Regions from separate parts of the Mus musculus genome. Here region 1 is linked to region 2. Evidence: chromatin loops called from intact Hi-C (ENCODE). Cell type or tissue: left cerebral cortex. All regions are shown on one strand. Links, peaks and the distances in the headings refer to the core of each region. The heading gives the core; the rest is flanking DNA.

Region 1 (2,923 bases), core at 311-2,810, 800 kb after region 2:
CCCTGCCAACACTGGGTCTTGGGGGAAGCCCAGGCTTTCAGACCTTGCCTCAAGCCTCTCCTCAGCCTCCCGTCCTAAGTTTATAATTCTGAAATTTTGGTAAATTATGGAAGGTTAAAGAAGACCTCAGAGGAATATAAAACAAATTAGACAGTTTGTAGGTTCAAGCTGTTTGCAATTCCATTGGCAGGAGAAGAAGAGAATGGCTAGGGTCACTCCAGGCCCCTAAGCCAATTCCACAGGTTCCTTGCAAGGAATATAGAATGGATCCTTTAAGAAAGGAGACAATTCAAGAAGAACGAAGACCAAAGTGTGGACACTTTGCCCCTTCTTAGAATTGGGAACAAAACACCCATGGAAGGAGTTACAGAGACAAAGTTTGGAGCTGAGACAAAAGGATGGACCATCTAGAGACTACCATATCCAGGGATCCATCCCATAATCAGCCGCCAAACGCAGACACCATTGCATACACTAGCAAGATTTTGCTGAAAGGACCCTGATATAGCTGTCTCTTGCGAGGCTCTGCTGGGGCCTAGCAAACACAGAAGTGGATGCTCACAGTCAGCTATTGGATGGATCACAGGGCCCCCAATGGAGGAGCTAGAGAAAGTACCCAAGGAGCTAAAGGGAACTGCAACCCTATAGGTGGAACAGTATGAACTAACCAATACCCCCTGGAGCTCCTGTCTCTAGCTGCATATGTATCAGAAGATGGCCTAGTCGGCCATCAGTGGAAAGAGAGGCCCATTGGTCATGCAAACTTTATATGCCTCAGTACAGGGGAACACCAGGGCCAAGAACTGGGAGTGGGTGGGTAGAGGATTAGGAGGGAGGGTATGGGGGACTTTTGGGATAGCATTGGAAATGTAAATGAGGAAAATAACTAATAAAAAAAATTTAGAAAGCAGACAATTAAAGGACCCTTTAAGAATGATAAATAATTATAAATGCTCCTAAAGGTCTTAAAAGACAACAAAAAGCCTTTAGTGTTCTGACTAAATATTGAAGGACTTCCCATCCCGCAATTGCACTGATTTTTCAGCTTTGCATCAAAAAGAAACTCTGGCCTTGTGGACATTTAAGAGAGTAGGGGAATTCATTTTCCAGTTTATAAACTGACTTTCGTCCCCACTGTAGATGCTGGAGCAAATCTAAAGCTCGGGCCACAATAACCGACGGGAATGTTGGTTATCATTCTGAGTGGTCTCAAAGCAAAGCACTGTGACAGCCAAACTCCTTGTCTCCAAATCTGTGAGTTTGTCTCCTTTTACTCTTGACTCTTACTTAAGATCGCTTCTGGGCTTTTGCACATTTAACCTTTAAACTCAAAGACAGTATGTGATTACAGAACACAGGAAACTTCACATTCAGACATTTGGGCTAAATTCCTTTTCAAAGGAATCTGATATTTATAACCAAATTAGGACCACATTGAATATAATAAATTAACTGCTGAATTAGCAGAAAGAAAATGCTCCATTTATTTGTACGTTGGTGGCTAGGCATCCTTTGGACAATCCTAGAAAAATCATAAGTAATGATAAATCCTACCACATTCGAAACTACTTGGTACTAGCTTTATCTGGCCTGGATGTTCAATACTGTTTGTCCAAAGGTTCATTATAATAAACTACAACACAGCAAAGCTTCATGCTTTACTTCAGTTAATTCTGAGGGATAGGTGCCGTTAGTGTACCCACTGGAAATAAACAAGTTTAGAGTAGATTGCTTGCGATCATGAAAAGAATAATTACATAGACATTTGAACTTCAGCATCATAAAAATAGAATGGACAGACTTGCTTAATCATTTTTAAATAACTTCAACCATCCTACGCATTAATAACTAAAAAATGAAAACTTATCTAAATATCAAACTTGAGTTGTTTGTCAAATGCCTCATATGCCTGCTTATGCTATAGTAAATCAACCAAGAAGTTCAATGACCACATTTCAGTAAGGATATATGGTGCATAATTAGTGCACGTATGTGAATTTAGGAAGAACGGTTACTTGATTTCACATAGAGATCGTTTTCCTAATTGTACAGCTGCCATGTGTTTCAATGTGCTTGCTACATAAATGTTTTACAAATTGTTAAAAAGTTTTATGGATCTCTAGAAAGAATATAATAGCATAACAAACTTTTACAAGTGCAGAAAATTTTACATTTTAAAATATCACTTTATTTCTTTGTCCTGAAAGAATGAATCTTTAAAAGACACATTTTTAAAAATCAAGCATTAGATATGCAAATATGTGTTCAGATCAGAGATACCAAAATTATTCAGATGATTAATTATTCATCATAAAATGTCAATTAATAATTATGAAGCTTAAAAGGCATCTTTCTAATGCATCTTTATTTTTCTTGGCCTAAAAAAGGGGCTTAATGTACATGTTCAATTGACTTGTAACAAGTTTTAAAAATTCAGTAAAGTAAACAAATTGTAAACAAGAGCAAGCTCTGATTTTTAATAGGAGAGCTACAAATGTGTTACAAGTGTAGGAAAGAGCAGTAATTATCATCATCAGGAAAAGTGTAAGTGTAGCCAATCTGTGGCATCGGACTTCTCACGTTCACTCACCTGCTAGGAAATGGACAGCAACCTGGCCAGGAAAGCAAGCAGCAAACCCAAGGTGTGGATCTGCTGCTCAGCAATTAAACAGAATGCACAACAGGCTGCTTCTCCCTGAATTGATCAGTCGATGTTGGGGGGGGGGGGGGGCAGACAGACAGCTTTGGGAGGTTTTGGTTTTGTTTTGTTTTGTTGGGTTTTTTTTTCCACTTTCTAATAATCATGAGAAGAAAACCCAGTTTGTTTCTTGAATTTACCTACTATTATTTCTAAAGTCTGATAAGCATGATTAAAATAATTTATTTATAAGTACGAACAATTTGCATATTGCCTTAATTATAC
Region 2 (2,923 bases), core at 264-2,763:
TGAGTTAATGCTGAGTTGCATGTGTTAAACTTCCATAGACAATTCCCCTACCAGAGACACATGGTTACTACATAACTTCACTGCTTTCTGCATTTCAATTAGGAAAGCTAATTGCTTTTGTTTCTTCATTTCAAAGTGTAACTTAAAACCTGATATTATAGATTCCAGGTATCTGAGATCCTTTTCAACAACACCTACATTGATTTTTTACACTGCACTTTTAAGTCAACCAGCATATCGGTGAAGTAATTTATAACTAAAATTCAAATTCATGCTGCAATAACCAGACAGTTGTTTGCTTTTTACAGAAAAATGCAAACAAAAATAATTTCCACGGTGCCACATTTATTTTGCTTAGGATTATTTACCATATTGAGATAGTGTTTGTGAAAGACAATTTAATATTTAGATCTAATTCTTACATCTCTAATGATGTGATTTCAGATATAATAGATATTTTGTTGATAACTAGCAATATCTTCTTTTTAGTAAACTAAACTATTTCAGTTTGGAACAATGAAAAAAAAAAGACTAAGCACTCACAATATTCTCCAAATTAAGGAGCATTGCTGGATTATAGGGTAGGGAATGTGGCACAAAATCAGTCTTTAGTTGTTGCTATTTGTTTGTTTGTTTGTTTAGCCAGTCTCCCTTCCTAGGAGGTGCCTTTATCTATGCTTTTCAAAGCTTGACCAATGAATCCAGCGTAACACAAATATATCTCTTAGCCGCAGAATAGTCAAGGCCTTAACTGGTTAAATACAAAGGAGAGATTTCAGTTTGTCTGAATGCCAGAACGCACACAAACAACAATTATCAAAAGCATAAAATTCATCTTTATACCCATCGAGAAGCTCTGAGTAGCAATGGGCGCCCATTGTTCAACGTCACTCCGTGTGCTCCTAGGCAGCTCTCTTAGAAATACAATCTTTATTTTATTTTTTTTTCCTTACAATTTCTGTCAATAACAGTCTTGAAAGTAGGTTGTATTTTTCCCTTTCAGTGAAGCTGGAAGAGGCAAGTGTATATAAAAAATACTGTTACTTCCTTACATTTATATTTTGTACAACCCAGCATTGATTTGCTCCTTATTTAAGCAACATTTTCTTGATAAATTAAAAAAGCAGCAATAGCCATTACTGCAGGCTATATACAGCCTCTAATATCACTTAAGCATATTACAGAATATAATATCTGGTACTTAACGACTAACTTGCATATGAAAGCTCACATAATGTCTCATAAAACCCTTAAAATGGCTTCAGTTTAAGAGTCTCTTTAAAAAAAAAACACCTTCAGGGAATATTGTAAATGAAGTAGCACTCTAGCCCTGGAAAAAAAATTCACACACTTGCAGAAATTTTTAATATAAATTGAACACATTAAAAATTAATTTTGCATGACCATTTCGCATTGCGGTGCCAATGCATAGTTAAGATAAGGCCTTAACTCTTCTTTGTTTAAAGTAACGCGGAAGCTCTTGGCTTTCTCTTTTCTGCTTTCATCTGTACGTAATTATTATTTTCATTAATCAGAAAACGGACCCCCTTTTTTCCTATTCTGACAGTCTCAGCTGGAGTTGAAAGAAACCCTACCTGAGTCACCAGGGTAACTTAACCATAAACTTCTAGGCAACTCATTAAAGGAAGGTGTGAGCTGACAATTAAGGAAGGCGGCTATTCTCCTTCATCCCTTTAAGTCAAGGAGCTCAGAGCAAAGCTTACTCTTCGGAAAAGCAGATATCTTCTGGGAAGACCTGCATAGCTGTACCATCTTCTCTCCCCAGACTGCAAATTTGAATCTGCTCATTTGCTCCAGCTGTGTCGGAGACTGCCCTTCCTTGTCTGTGTGTTTTTAGCTTGATCATTAACAAAGAAACACAATATAGTTTTTTTTTTCTTTTTGTTAACATATTATTTGTTGATGATGATGACAGGGGGGCAAAAATAACAACCAAAGGCATTCTGTTGTATACGTACAGATCTTTTTATTAGTCTCATGGCCATAATTTTACAACAAAATTCCCCAAGTGTGCATCAGTTGCAATAAGACATTGACTGATCTCTTGCTCTGAAGAGAGCTGGTGCTGCGTGGATGTGGCATTCAGTAGCTGTCTATGGTTCTGACCTGAGCAGGCAGTGCATGCCAGTGGGAGCTTGCAGAGAGTCAGTGGGATGGTTCTCAGATTCCATCTCAAGTGATCAATTTTCAAAAGGTGGGGAAGGGTGGACCTAAGCGTGAGCCCCAGACCTGAGATCAAAGGTGCTATGTAAATCTGGCAAATGAAGAGAGACAGAAACTAAGAACACATTTTCACCTCTCAGATTAGAGATTTTACTAGGCAAATCTTAAAGCCTGAAATTGGAGGCAAATATTGGGCTTCTGTCAAAAATTATTGCTGATCATACTTGGAAGAAGACAGAGTTTTGGATATGAGTGTTTTTGTAGCCTCCCTATTCTTCTAAAAGCCCCTTTGAAATATTACAATGCATCCCCAGGTCTCTCTGCTCATAGACTTCATGCATTCACAACATAAGGTTCACAATCATTCAGACGCCAAAGCCTTCGAGAATACATGCCTAGTTGTGCTGACTTCCAAAGAGATATTAGACTCTGGTGATATTATTATATATTGAAAATCATCATTTCAACTATTCAAGCACACTGAAGTTGATATGTCTGGAAGAGTTGAAAATAACCGTCTAACTGTTTCCAGAAGCATACACATCTTCTCCCACGTTCACCTTCCATAATCACAATGTTACCCTCCACATACTGGGAGCCATGGGTGTGTTCTGAAAATTTACAACCTGCTTTTCCATTGAAATGCTTCTGGCTAGACAAATTTTTAGCTATTAGTTTATAGCAAAATCAATTTCTTTCCTTACAACTTTATTTGGATGAGATGTGTGAGTCCAGCTTG

The links. Peaks named below come from ENCODE experiments on the same cell type or tissue, not always from the same donor. Only the 100,000 strongest peaks of a DNase experiment are listed, where the experiment ranks them.
Region 1: it touches region 2 in a loop (2.8-fold over the local background); 2 of 42 quality-filtered maps call a loop at or near these places.

The regions. Positions count from the first base shown.
Region 1 is chr2:45,117,998-45,120,920 of GRCm38, reverse strand. No RefSeq gene overlaps it. Among named protein-coding and RNA genes, the nearest start is that of Zeb2, 6.2 kb to the right of the region's middle. In left cerebral cortex, for the core only: no CTCF peak of the experiment used is centred there; DNase peaks (open chromatin) are centred at 1,261 and 2,594; H3K4me3 peaks cover 343 bases; H3K27ac peaks cover 31 bases.
Region 2 is chr2:45,920,735-45,923,657 of GRCm38, reverse strand. No RefSeq gene overlaps it. Among named protein-coding and RNA genes, the nearest start is that of 1700019E08Rik, 230 kb to the right of the region's middle. In left cerebral cortex, for the core only: no CTCF peak of the experiment used is centred there; a DNase peak (open chromatin) is centred at 1,701.